Regions from separate parts of the Homo sapiens genome. Here region 2 is linked to region 1. Evidence: chromatin loops called from intact Hi-C (ENCODE). Cell type or tissue: PC-9. All regions are shown on one strand. Each heading gives the region's core, and the rest is flanking DNA. Links, peaks and the distances in the headings are about the cores only. Region 1 overlaps PHF6 (PHD finger protein 6). Region 2 holds the start of CCDC160 (coiled-coil domain containing 160).

Region 1 (5,381 bases), core at 192-5,191:
GTGTGTGTGTGTGTATGTTAGGGGTTGGGGAACAGGAGATATACAGGAACTCTGTACTTTGTGCTCAATTTTGCTATAAACCTAAAACTGTTCTAAAAATAAAGTCTATTAATTAAGGGAAAAAAGCCACCCTTTAACTTCCTTCTAACTATTCCCTGCCCCTTTACAAGCAAACATATTAGGAGGCTTACCCGTGTTACTATTAACATCCTACACCAGAGTGGTACATTTGTTACAATGGATGAACAAATATAGGCATATTATTATCACCTGAAGTCCACAGTTTACATTAGGGTACTCTTAGTGTGGTACATTCTATGGATTTTGACATGTATGTAACATGCCATGCCACAAATCTCCAATTTCTCACTTCCCATTTATCGAGGTGCATATCAATACGGCTTTTACCCCTATTACTCTACCCAATCTATTTTCTAAGGTCACCCATGGCTCCGTTGTCACTGAATCCAATGGATACTTTTTCAACAGCCCACGAAGTTGACCATTTGGTTCCTTCAGGAACTACTCTCTTCCTTCCTTTGGTTTCCAGGATGTAACACTAATCTGACTTTCCTCCTACCTCTCTAGCCATTCTTTTTCTCTCCCTTTGCAGGCCCATCCTTCTATACCAAGCCTTTAATTGTTAAAGTTCCTCAAGGCTCAGTCCTAGGCCCTTTCCTCTTCTGAACGCTCTCCTTAGGGGATTTTTCCTCCACTCACAAGGATGCAATTATCTATACTCACACTTGGCAAATTTCTATCTCTAGCCAAGATCTCTATTCTGAGAACAAGAACCATATAATCAATCCATCTGCTTCTCTGATATCCCCACTTAGCTAGCTCATAGGTACCTCAAACTTGATCTTTCAAACTTAACTCATCAACTTTCCCCATAAGCTTACTTTACCTCTCCTGTTATCTAAGCAAGTGGCACCCTCCGTCACCCATTTGGATACGCCAGAAACCTTGGAGTCATCTCCAATATCTCTTTTCCCTTATCCCTATATTGGATGCACCTACTAAGTCCCATCAATTCTATCTTCAAACACTCTCTCAAATTTGTCTACTTCTGCTCATCTCCGTAGTTACAACTCTAGTCCAAGCCTTCTATCACTACTAACCAGGATTCCTGCAACAAGCCATTCTCTTTGCTTAAAACCCTCAATTACCTCTTGCTGTTCTTAGGATAATATTCAAAATCCCTACCATTGTGGCCCATGTATTCTTCTCCCAACCTCATATGCCACTCTACCTATCATTTTTGTTTGTTTGAATAAGAGACAGGGTCTCACTCTGTTGCCTAGGCTGGAGTGCAGTGGCATGATTGTAGCTCCCTGCAGCCTTGAAATTCTGGGCTCAAGTAATCCTCCTGCCTCAGCCTCCCGAGTAGCTGGGACTACAGGTGCACACCATACTCAGCTAATTTTTAAAATTTTTGTAGAGAGAGGGTCTCGCTATGTTGTCCAGGCTGGTCTTAAACTCCTGGCCTCAAGCCATCTCCTCACTGGAGCCTCCCAAAATGCTGGGATTACAGGCATGAACCACCATGCCTGCCTCTATCTATCTTTTACTTACATAGCTTTCTATCAATTCCTTGGAAGCATCAAGTTCCTTCCTGTCTAAGTCTTCAAAGATCCTGTTCCTTCTGCATAGAATGTGCCTCCAATCCTCTTTAGTCTTTTAAGACTTAATTTAAATGAAATTTCCTCATAGGTCCCCCCAAACATTTGCTCATGGCACTCTAATTTCTCATTCATGGCATTTATTACAATTGTAACCTATTAATTGTGCAACTATTTATTTAATGTACATCTCTCATATTAGACTTCAAGCTCTTTGGGGCAGAGACCCATCTAATTTATCCCTATATCTCCAATTACCTAACAGGCCTGGAAAATAGTAGCTGAAATATATTTACTAGCTTGTATATAATTCCGGAAGGACTCTGTCCTCAGTTAACTGTCACCATTGATAGGGGAGATATTTTTTTTATCAGAAATGCTTTCTTTTTATTTTGGAGACCAAGTCTTGCTCTGTCACCCAGGCTGGAGTGCAAATGGCGTAATCTCAGTTCACTGCAACCTCCGCCTCCTGGGTTCAAGCAATTCTCCCGCTTCAGCCTCCTGAGTAGCTGGGATTACAGATGTGTGCCACCATACCCAGCTAATTTTTGTATTTTTAGTAGAGACGGGGTTTCACCATGTTGGCCAGGCTGGTCTCCAACTCCTGACCTCAGGTGATCCACCAGCCTTGGCCTCCCAAAGTGCTGGGATTACAGGAGTGAGCCACCGTGCCAGCCCAGAAATGCTTTCTTATATGTTTCGAATCATTTTATAGGCAACTTATCTAAGCCCATCACCACTAACAGGTAAATACATACAGTTCCTGGGACGGGCATTCTAATAACCTAGTGACATAATGATAGTTATAAACTCCATATAGATTTTTAAAATTGCTTTTCAAATTCACAGTCCATTTTTTCCTGAAGCAAAACTGATGACATAGGTTTTAGGTATTTAATATTCAATAATATTTTATTTGTGATGGGAAAATTGAATTGCTATATTATGCAATTATTCTCAAATTTAATATTTCAAAACAGCTCATTTTATATAAAGCTAACATGGCAGAATGAATTATATATTAATAGCATTTATCATATTAAGTATTAGCAAAGTAAGTATTGAGCCACAGATGGCAAATGACCAAGACATTACCATAGATATTAATTCATCTTTGTTCTGGAGACTAGTGCAGTACAATTCTTTTTTTTTTTTTTTTAGTGCAGTACAATTCTTAAAAGACAGTCCCTGAAATACAATCCTATAACCTCCCATCATAAACCATGATCGTAAAGGAGAACATATGTTTCCCATTAGAACAATGGAATAATTGGAAGTTCTGTTTCTGACAAAGCACTCAAAATCAACTAAATTTGAGCTAGATCAATGTGATAAAAGCCAGAAATCAATAAATATAAAGCTTTAATACTTTAAATTATAAAATTATTCTTTCAAGGTCCACAATGAGTATAAACACACTATATATAAAAATGATACAAGCCCCCCGCCCATTGTTCTATAGACGTACACATCGAATCCCAAATTCAAATTAATTGTAGCACAAATCTGAAGTTATAATAATGCTGCCAGTTACAGTAAAAGAAAAGTTGTCTTGAAAAGTATGAATTTAGATCTCTATTAAGTGTCACAGTGCTAAAACATGGCCAAAATTATTCTACTTTATATAGTTTGCAGTGACTTCTCCCTACCACTAGATGGTACTGTCAGCTTCAGAAATCCAGGGAATAAAATGGGAGCTATCTACATAATCAGTATATATTAATCATCCTTCTTAATTATCTCAAATATCCTGTCTCAGTGTGCTCATACTTGTATTCATCAGATCATGAGTCTCAATTCTCAGCTTAACATACAGCATAACATAGTCTCAATCCTCAGCTTAACTTGGATTGTTTGAAATAGGGATGGATACCCCATTCTCCATGATGTACTTATTTCACATTGTGTGCCTGTATCAAAATATCTCATGTACCCCATAAATACACACCTACTCTGTACTCACAAAAATTAAAAATAGATTAAGAAAAAAACCATATAGGGCCACTACAGTCTTAAAGAGAATGAAATAAATGCACTGTTAAAATCTGAAATAATGGAAGGTGGAAAAGCGTACTCAATCTTTCACAAAGGATTTTCCAATTCAATTCTAGAATTCAGTGAGGAGAAAACAGAAGAAAAGCACTACTAAGGTTTTTTCCGTCATATTTTATCACCTCAAAAAAATTATTATTTATCCAGCATGTTTACCTTAAAGACTAGATTTTGCTAACGACTGTATTTTTAACCAACACTTTAAAGTATCTGGACTAATCTCGAGTCCAGAAGTGGAAACTATATTGTTTTGTATTATAAAAGCCAAGATCTAGAGATCAAAAAGGGCCACCAATTTTAACATGCGAATACCAATAATTAGGTAAATCTTCATAAAAGAAACAGCTTCCTAAAACAACAGTGCTCAAACCATTATAATTCTAAGCAACATATTCTCAAAAGCGAACAAAAATTTTAAAGATCTCTAATCTAAATGAAGGGATAGAACAATCGCAGATTACATCTAAGCCATTTTATATTGCTAGTAAAAGTATCAAAACCATCTGTTTGAAAAGGTTTGAAACAAGTCAGAACTCAGTATCAGAGTTTTCGCATACTTTTTACAGACCAAGTTCAACTTGGCTAACTATATATAAACATGACTAACCTGGTTTTATATAAATTTAAGTAGAAACAAACTATTAAATAATTTTTAAAGTTTGTATTTTAAATTTGGTTACTTATTAACACATTGGCATTTTTTAAAGTACTACAGATGTGAATAAAAATATAACAGAAAGCCTGGTGATCACAAAATGTACTACTATTACCAAGCTCACATCATTTATAATATGACAGTATCAAGGATCCCATTTATCATCCTTAAAGAAACACGCAGCTGGCCGAGCACAGTGGCTCACGCCTGTAATCCCAGCACTTTGGGAGGCCGAGGTGAGTGGATCACCTGAGGTCAGGAGTTCCAGACCAGCCTGGCCAACATGGTGAAATCCCGTCTCTACTAAACATACAAAAATTAGCCAAGCGTAGTGGCGGGTGCTTGTAATCCCAGCTACTCAGGAGGCCGAGGCAGGAGAATCGCTTGAACCCAGGAGGCAGAGGTTGCAGTGAGCCGAGATTGTGCCACTGCACTCTGGGCAACAGAGCGAGATTCCGTCTCAAAAAAAAAAAAGAAAAAGAAAACAGAAAAGAAACGAGGCCGGGCGCAGTGGCTCACGCCTGTAATCCCAGCACTTTGGGAGGCCAAGGCAGGCGGATCACGAGGTCAAGAGATCAAGACCATCCTGGCTAACACGGTGAAACCCCATCTCTACTAAAAATACAAAAAATTAGCCAGGCGTGGTGGCGGGCACCTGTAGTCCCAGCTACTCGGGAGGCTGAGGCAGAGAATGATGTGAACCCGGGAGGCGGAGCTTGCAGTGAGCCAAGATCACGCCACTGCACTCCAGCCTGGGCAACACAGCGAGACTCTGTCTCACAAAAAAAAAAAAACACAAAGAAATGAAACACGCAGCCACCAGCATAATTTCTTACTAAAGATAGATTTTCAGCATATACTTTACAAGGACTTTGGGGTAAAAGTTTTCTTAAAAGTTCAGATCTTGGTCGGGCACGATGGCTCACGCCTGTAATCCCAGCACTTTGGGAGGCTGAGGCAGGTGGATCACGAGGTCAAGAGTTCAAGACCAGCCTGGCCAACACAGTGAAACCCCATCTCTATTAAAAATACAAAAATTAGCTGGGCATTGC
Region 2 (5,381 bases), core at 268-5,267, 160 kb after region 1:
ACCCCGTCTCTACTAAAAATACAAAAATTAGCCGGGCGTGGTGGCACGCGCCTGTAATCCCAGCTACTCAGGCGGCTGAGGCAGGAGAATCGCTTGAACCAGGGAGGGGAAGGTTGCAGTGAGCCGAAATTGCGCCACTGCACTCCAGCCTGGGCAACAGAGCAAGACTCCGCCTCAAAAAAAAAAAAAAAAAAAAAAAGACAAGTGATATATTTAGAATGTCATTTGGTCTATCTGAAATGTGATACCAGACACTAAGAGGTAATTTCTCTTTTTGTCAACCCATTTCCCCAACTATTATGCCACTAAGTCTTCCTTCCCCAAGCCATACAGATATCAAATGGGACAAGAATCATGAGGAAATTTTATTCAACACAGTACCTCCTCACTTTTAGCACCTATTGAGCAAAGGAGCCACCCTGGCTTGTTGTTAATGAGCACGCCAGGAACCGCATTAGCAAAAGGCTGGAGCCCAGGCCTTGCCTCCCTCCCTCAGAGTGTAGTTAATTTGAAACAAACAAACAAAAAAACATCGAAAAGGGAAGTCATCCTGATTTTTGCCTTCATCTGTCAGGGTCCTAATATATGGGCCAAAGTGTCCACTTCCCGGGACAAATTGTCTTCTCTATTGCTTGGCAGCTATTGAGGGGGAAGAAAAGTACCATTGAAAACTGGGCCCCGTGAATGCTTATTACTCCCCAGTTCTTTGTTATTAGTGTGAAGTTATTCCTTCTAGAAGAAAAGATACGGGGAGTCACCTTAATTCCGAAGGCTGAGACTTTATTAGTATGAGAGTCACATTCTTGCTACAAAGCTGTATCTTTGTATGCATAGTTTGGGAGTTTTCTCTGTAAATTGTTAACTGAAACTCCTGCCATCGTTGCCTCCCGAGGAGAGAAGGTGGCTCGGGGTCGGGGCGCTGCTTCGGTCCCCATTGCAGGTGACACTTTCCACCTCCCCAGTCCCGACCTAGTCGCTGGCGGGCGGCGGGAGAGGCCTGACCCCACTCCTCTTTCCGCACTGCCACTCCCACGTCCTGGTCCTTTCCCTCCCAAACGCTCTCCAGCCCCGGCCTGGGGCTCTAAGGACAGAAATAACTTGCAGTGGGGGTTGGGGTGCGGACCTGGGCGCCTGCCCCTGGCTCCCCGCCCCTTCGCCCCCTGTGTCCGGGAAGAAGAGGGGCGAGCCCGGGGGAGCCCGGGCTTTCCCGTCCGCAGACATACCTGGAAGCGTGGATGCCGTCTGGAGAGCCCGAACCTCTCTTCCTCAAAGACAACCACCACCCGCGCGCGGCAGCCCCCCGTTCGGCTCTGGCCACCGCGACCCCGCCGGGCCGGCTCCGGGCTGAGCCACCGCAGTGCAGCGCCAGCGCGGGCCGCGCGGTTGCCTAGCAACGAGCCTGCCCGATTTAAAGGGACCCGGACTCCGGACGCGCGCAGGGGGCCGGACGCTGGCGTCCCGCAGTCAAAGCCTGGCCGGAGGACTGAGCATGCCCGGTGAAGCGGGTACCGCGGCGGCTTCTGCCCGGCAAGAAATAGGAGCTCGTGGAAGGAAAGCTGAGTCAGGGTGGGAAGGGGCCAGAAACTGCAAGGCAGCCCCACCCGCAGTGGGATTATTTCGGAGGGTCTGGGTGACTCACAAAGCCACCTGGACACTATGACTGTATGCGGGTCCAGACGGCGTGGCATAGGGTCAGTTCCTAGGTCTGCTGTTATTAGCATGACATGGTGGAGGGTTTGCTCTGGAAGGTTGCCAGGATTTGGTGCAGGGTTGCTAACTATGCAGGAGTTCCACCCCACCCTCCATCCCCACGCACACCCTCACGCATTAGCACAATGGTCTGACTTCTGACCAAGGTTTTAAGGACGTTAGGTCAGGAGAGCATTGTGCCGTGGCTATGCCCCTACGGAAGACTGGGCTTGTATCTCAGAGAGCCCATGGTTTCCTCATTTGCCACTCAGGAATTTCTCTAAACCACTCTTGCACCCTACTTGAATTTAAAACCCATTGGGGGCAACTAGTTCCACACTACTGACAGTGTGAAATTGTTTCCTTTTATTTGTCCCCAAAGTACTGTCTTCCTACTTCAAAGTTTGCTCACAACTTCCAGGATTTGGTTGGGTGACAAGCCCATGCTTTTCACTGTGTTATAGATTTTAAACATTGTATTTTGTTGAATCAATAAATGATCTTCTTAGACTTAGGCCAGGCGCAGTGGCTCACACCTGTAATCCCAGCACTTTGGGAGGCCGAGGTGGGCGGATTACCTGAGGTCAGGAGTTTGAGACCAGCCTGGCCAACATGCTGAAACCCATTTCTACTAAAAGCACAAAAATTAGCCTGGCGTGGTGGTGCACACCTGTAGTCCCAGCTACTCGGGAGGCTAAGGCAGGTGAATTGCTGGAACCTGGGAGGCGTGAGCTGAGATCATGCCACTGCACTCCAGCCTGGGTGACAGAGCGAGACTCCATCTCAAAAAATAAATAAATAGGCCGGGCGCGGTGGCTCATGCCTGTAATCCCAGCAATTTGGGAGGCCGAGGTGGGTGGATCACCTGAGGTCAGGGGTTCGAGACCAGCCTGGCCAACATGGTGAAACCTCATCTCTACTAAAAATTACCAAAAAATTAGCCTGGTGTGGTGGCACACATCTGTAGTCACAGCTACTCGGGAGGCTGAGGCATGAGAATCACTTGACCCTGGGAGGCGGAGGTTGCAGTGAGCCGAGATTGCACCACTGCTCTCCAGCCTGGGTGACAGAGTGAGACTCCATCTCTAAATAAATAAATAAATAAATATCTTCTCAGATTTTGATTAGCCTGGTTGCCCAGTACTAATTCTTCCATCACCACGATGGACTTGACCCAGGCTGTGGGACCTGAAACCGTGGGTCTGGGGTGTCTGAAATAGTAACAAGAGTGATTCTTAGGAAAGCTAGTATTTTCTAGGAAGCATTAGGGTGAAAGGAAATATTGGCTTTGGGATCTCAAGTGAAAGGAGGTTTAAGAATTTTTTAAACGTGCCAGTCTAATTTATCAAGGACCTAGCAAGGGAGTGACTTAGGAACAATACCAGGATACATTTCAAAGCTTCAAAACTTCTTGGGAACCGGATGTAACAGGTGTTTGAGAGCTGGCAAAGCTTCTTCCAGGTGCCCTGAGGCCTAGTTCTCAATCACCTTTTTCCTCCTTAGAGAACCAAAGTCAACAAGGGTTGGAGGTAGGAAGAGTCCTAATGTCAATGTGTGTTTTATTATTGACTGACTCCTTCAGAATTAATTTGTGGGATTCTGACAGAACTTCTTTCCTTGACGTTGAGTCTCCAAATTGCCGTGCATCTTCCATGTATTTTTTTTTTTTTTGAGACAGAGTCTGGAGTGCAGACCCAGGCTAGAGTGCAGTGGTGCGATCTCAGCTCACTGCAACCTCTGCCTTCCCGGTTCAAGTGATTCTCCTGCCCCAGCCTCCAGAGTAGCTAGGACTACAGGCCCGCACCACCATGCCTGGCTCATTTTTAAATTTTTTAATTTTTAGTAGAGAAAGGGTTTCTCCATGTTGGCCAGGCTGAACTTGAACTCCTGACCTCAAGTGATCCGCCCGCCTTGGCCTCCCAAAGTGCTGGGATTACAGCCATGAGTCACCGCACCTGGCCTATCATTTGTTTTAATTATTTTAAAAGGATCCCATTTATTTCTGCTGGAGGTAAGATCCCTTATAATAAAGGAATCTTTCTTAATTGCTCCGTGCCTCACTTTCCTCATTTGTACAATGGGAATACTAATTGGACTTAACTCATGAGTGTTGTGAGGATCAAGTGAGTTAATGTTTTTAAGACCCTTAGAACGGTACTTGACACAGAATAAATCCTATACAACTGTTTGCTATTCTTATTATTATATTGCCTTATACATTCATCACTTTCCTAAAATATAAATACAAACACACTGATGGTGATAATTCAGGGTGTGTTCTGGAAAATGGAGTCAGAAATCTTGAGACCCAGAATTCCAAACCTTTATTTCAGGTAGAGTTTCAGATTCTCACCAAGCAACTCCACACCACCCCCATATTCGTGAATAAAAGGCACAAAGATTACCTTGGTCTTGCCGTAATTATCTTTTTAAATATGGTGGGTCACTCCTTGTACCATCGGTATCAAATGGCAGAGGATCAACAACGATTAGGACAGAGAGTTTTGTTATTCAAAGCTACTGCAGACTTGGAGATAGGTTTTCAAATATGTAAGTCAGAAAACGTTTACTATCCTCTGGAAGATTTACCAATACTAAGGCAACAAAGCACTTGATATTGTATTAATAGAATTATACAGTCATACAATGGAGCCCAACCTTCTCATTTCACCACGTGGGAGACTGAGACTCAGAGAAGTAATGTGATTTTTTTCTTGGATCATGCAGCAAAATAGGCTACTTTTGATTGCCCTGGAAAATGATCCTAGTTTCAGTAGCCTCAAACCTGGGCTATTTGGGGCAATGAAAACATATACATTTATAAGTATGTGTATATATATATATAATATTATATATATATATAATTATATATATATATATTTTTTTTTTTTTTGCGACGGGGTCTCACTCTGTCGCCAAGGCTGAAGTGCAGTGGCGTGATCTCAACTCACTGCAACTTCTGCCTCCCGGGTTCAAGCGGTTCTCCTGCCTCAGCCTCTCAAGAAGCTGGGATTTAAGCGTGTGCCACCACACCTGTCTAATTTTTTGTATTTTTAGTAGAGACGGGGTTTTACCACGTTGGCCAGGCTGGTCTCAAACTCCTGACCTCAGGTGATCCACCCGCCTCAGCCTCCCAAAGTGCTCAGATTACAGACGTGAGCCACTGCACCTGGCCTATAAGCATATATTATATGTGGATAAACTATTTGTGCAGATAATAATAATAGCTAACATTTATCACACCCCACATCCTATACATCAGCAAATTCTGTTGGCCGTACCTTCCTAATATCTGACAGCTTCTCCAGCCTGGGCAACAGAGCAGAATCTGACAGCTTCTCACCATTTCCGCCTTTACCACCCCTCCTCTGGCCCTCATCATCTTTTGACTGGACCTTGCAATAGCCTCCTGCTTCTACACTTGCCCGCTGTATTCTTTTCCTACAGCTGCCATAATGAAGTATCACAAACTGGGTGGCTTAAAGCAACAGACACTTATTCTTTCACAGTTCTGGAGGCCTAGAAGCCCAAAACTAAGGTGGTTTGAAGTGGGTTCCTTCTAGAGGCTCTGAGTGAGAATCTGTCTCTCCTAGCTTCTGGTGGTTGCCAGCAATCCTCAACCCTGCACGGCTTGCAGATGCATCACTCCAATCTCTGCCTCCGTCTTCCCATGGTCTTCTCCCTATGTGTCT

The links. A loop is a pair of places that touch in the nucleus more often than their neighbours do. Peaks named below come from ENCODE experiments on the same cell type or tissue, not always from the same donor. Only the 100,000 strongest peaks of a DNase experiment are listed, where the experiment ranks them.
Region 2: it touches region 1 in a loop (5-fold over the local background); 5 of 110 quality-filtered maps call a loop at or near these places.

Annotation. Positions count from the first base shown.
Region 1 is chrX:134,394,286-134,399,666 of GRCh38, reverse strand. The region is part of intron 5 of PHF6 (PHD finger protein 6); the gene reads right to left. Among named protein-coding and RNA genes, the nearest start is that of PHF6, 24 kb to the right of the region's middle. In PC-9, for the core only: CTCF peaks have their summits at 3,082 and 3,283 (motif pointing right); a DNase peak (open chromatin) is centred at 3,236.
Region 2 is chrX:134,233,186-134,238,566 of GRCh38, reverse strand. It overlaps CCDC160 (coiled-coil domain containing 160), which reads right to left and starts at 1,385. Exons shown (of 3, transcript NM_001353453.3): 1 at 1,224-1,385. In PC-9, for the core only: no CTCF peak of the experiment used is centred there; DNase peaks (open chromatin) are centred at 1,436 and 3,116; H3K4me3 peaks cover 1,718 bases.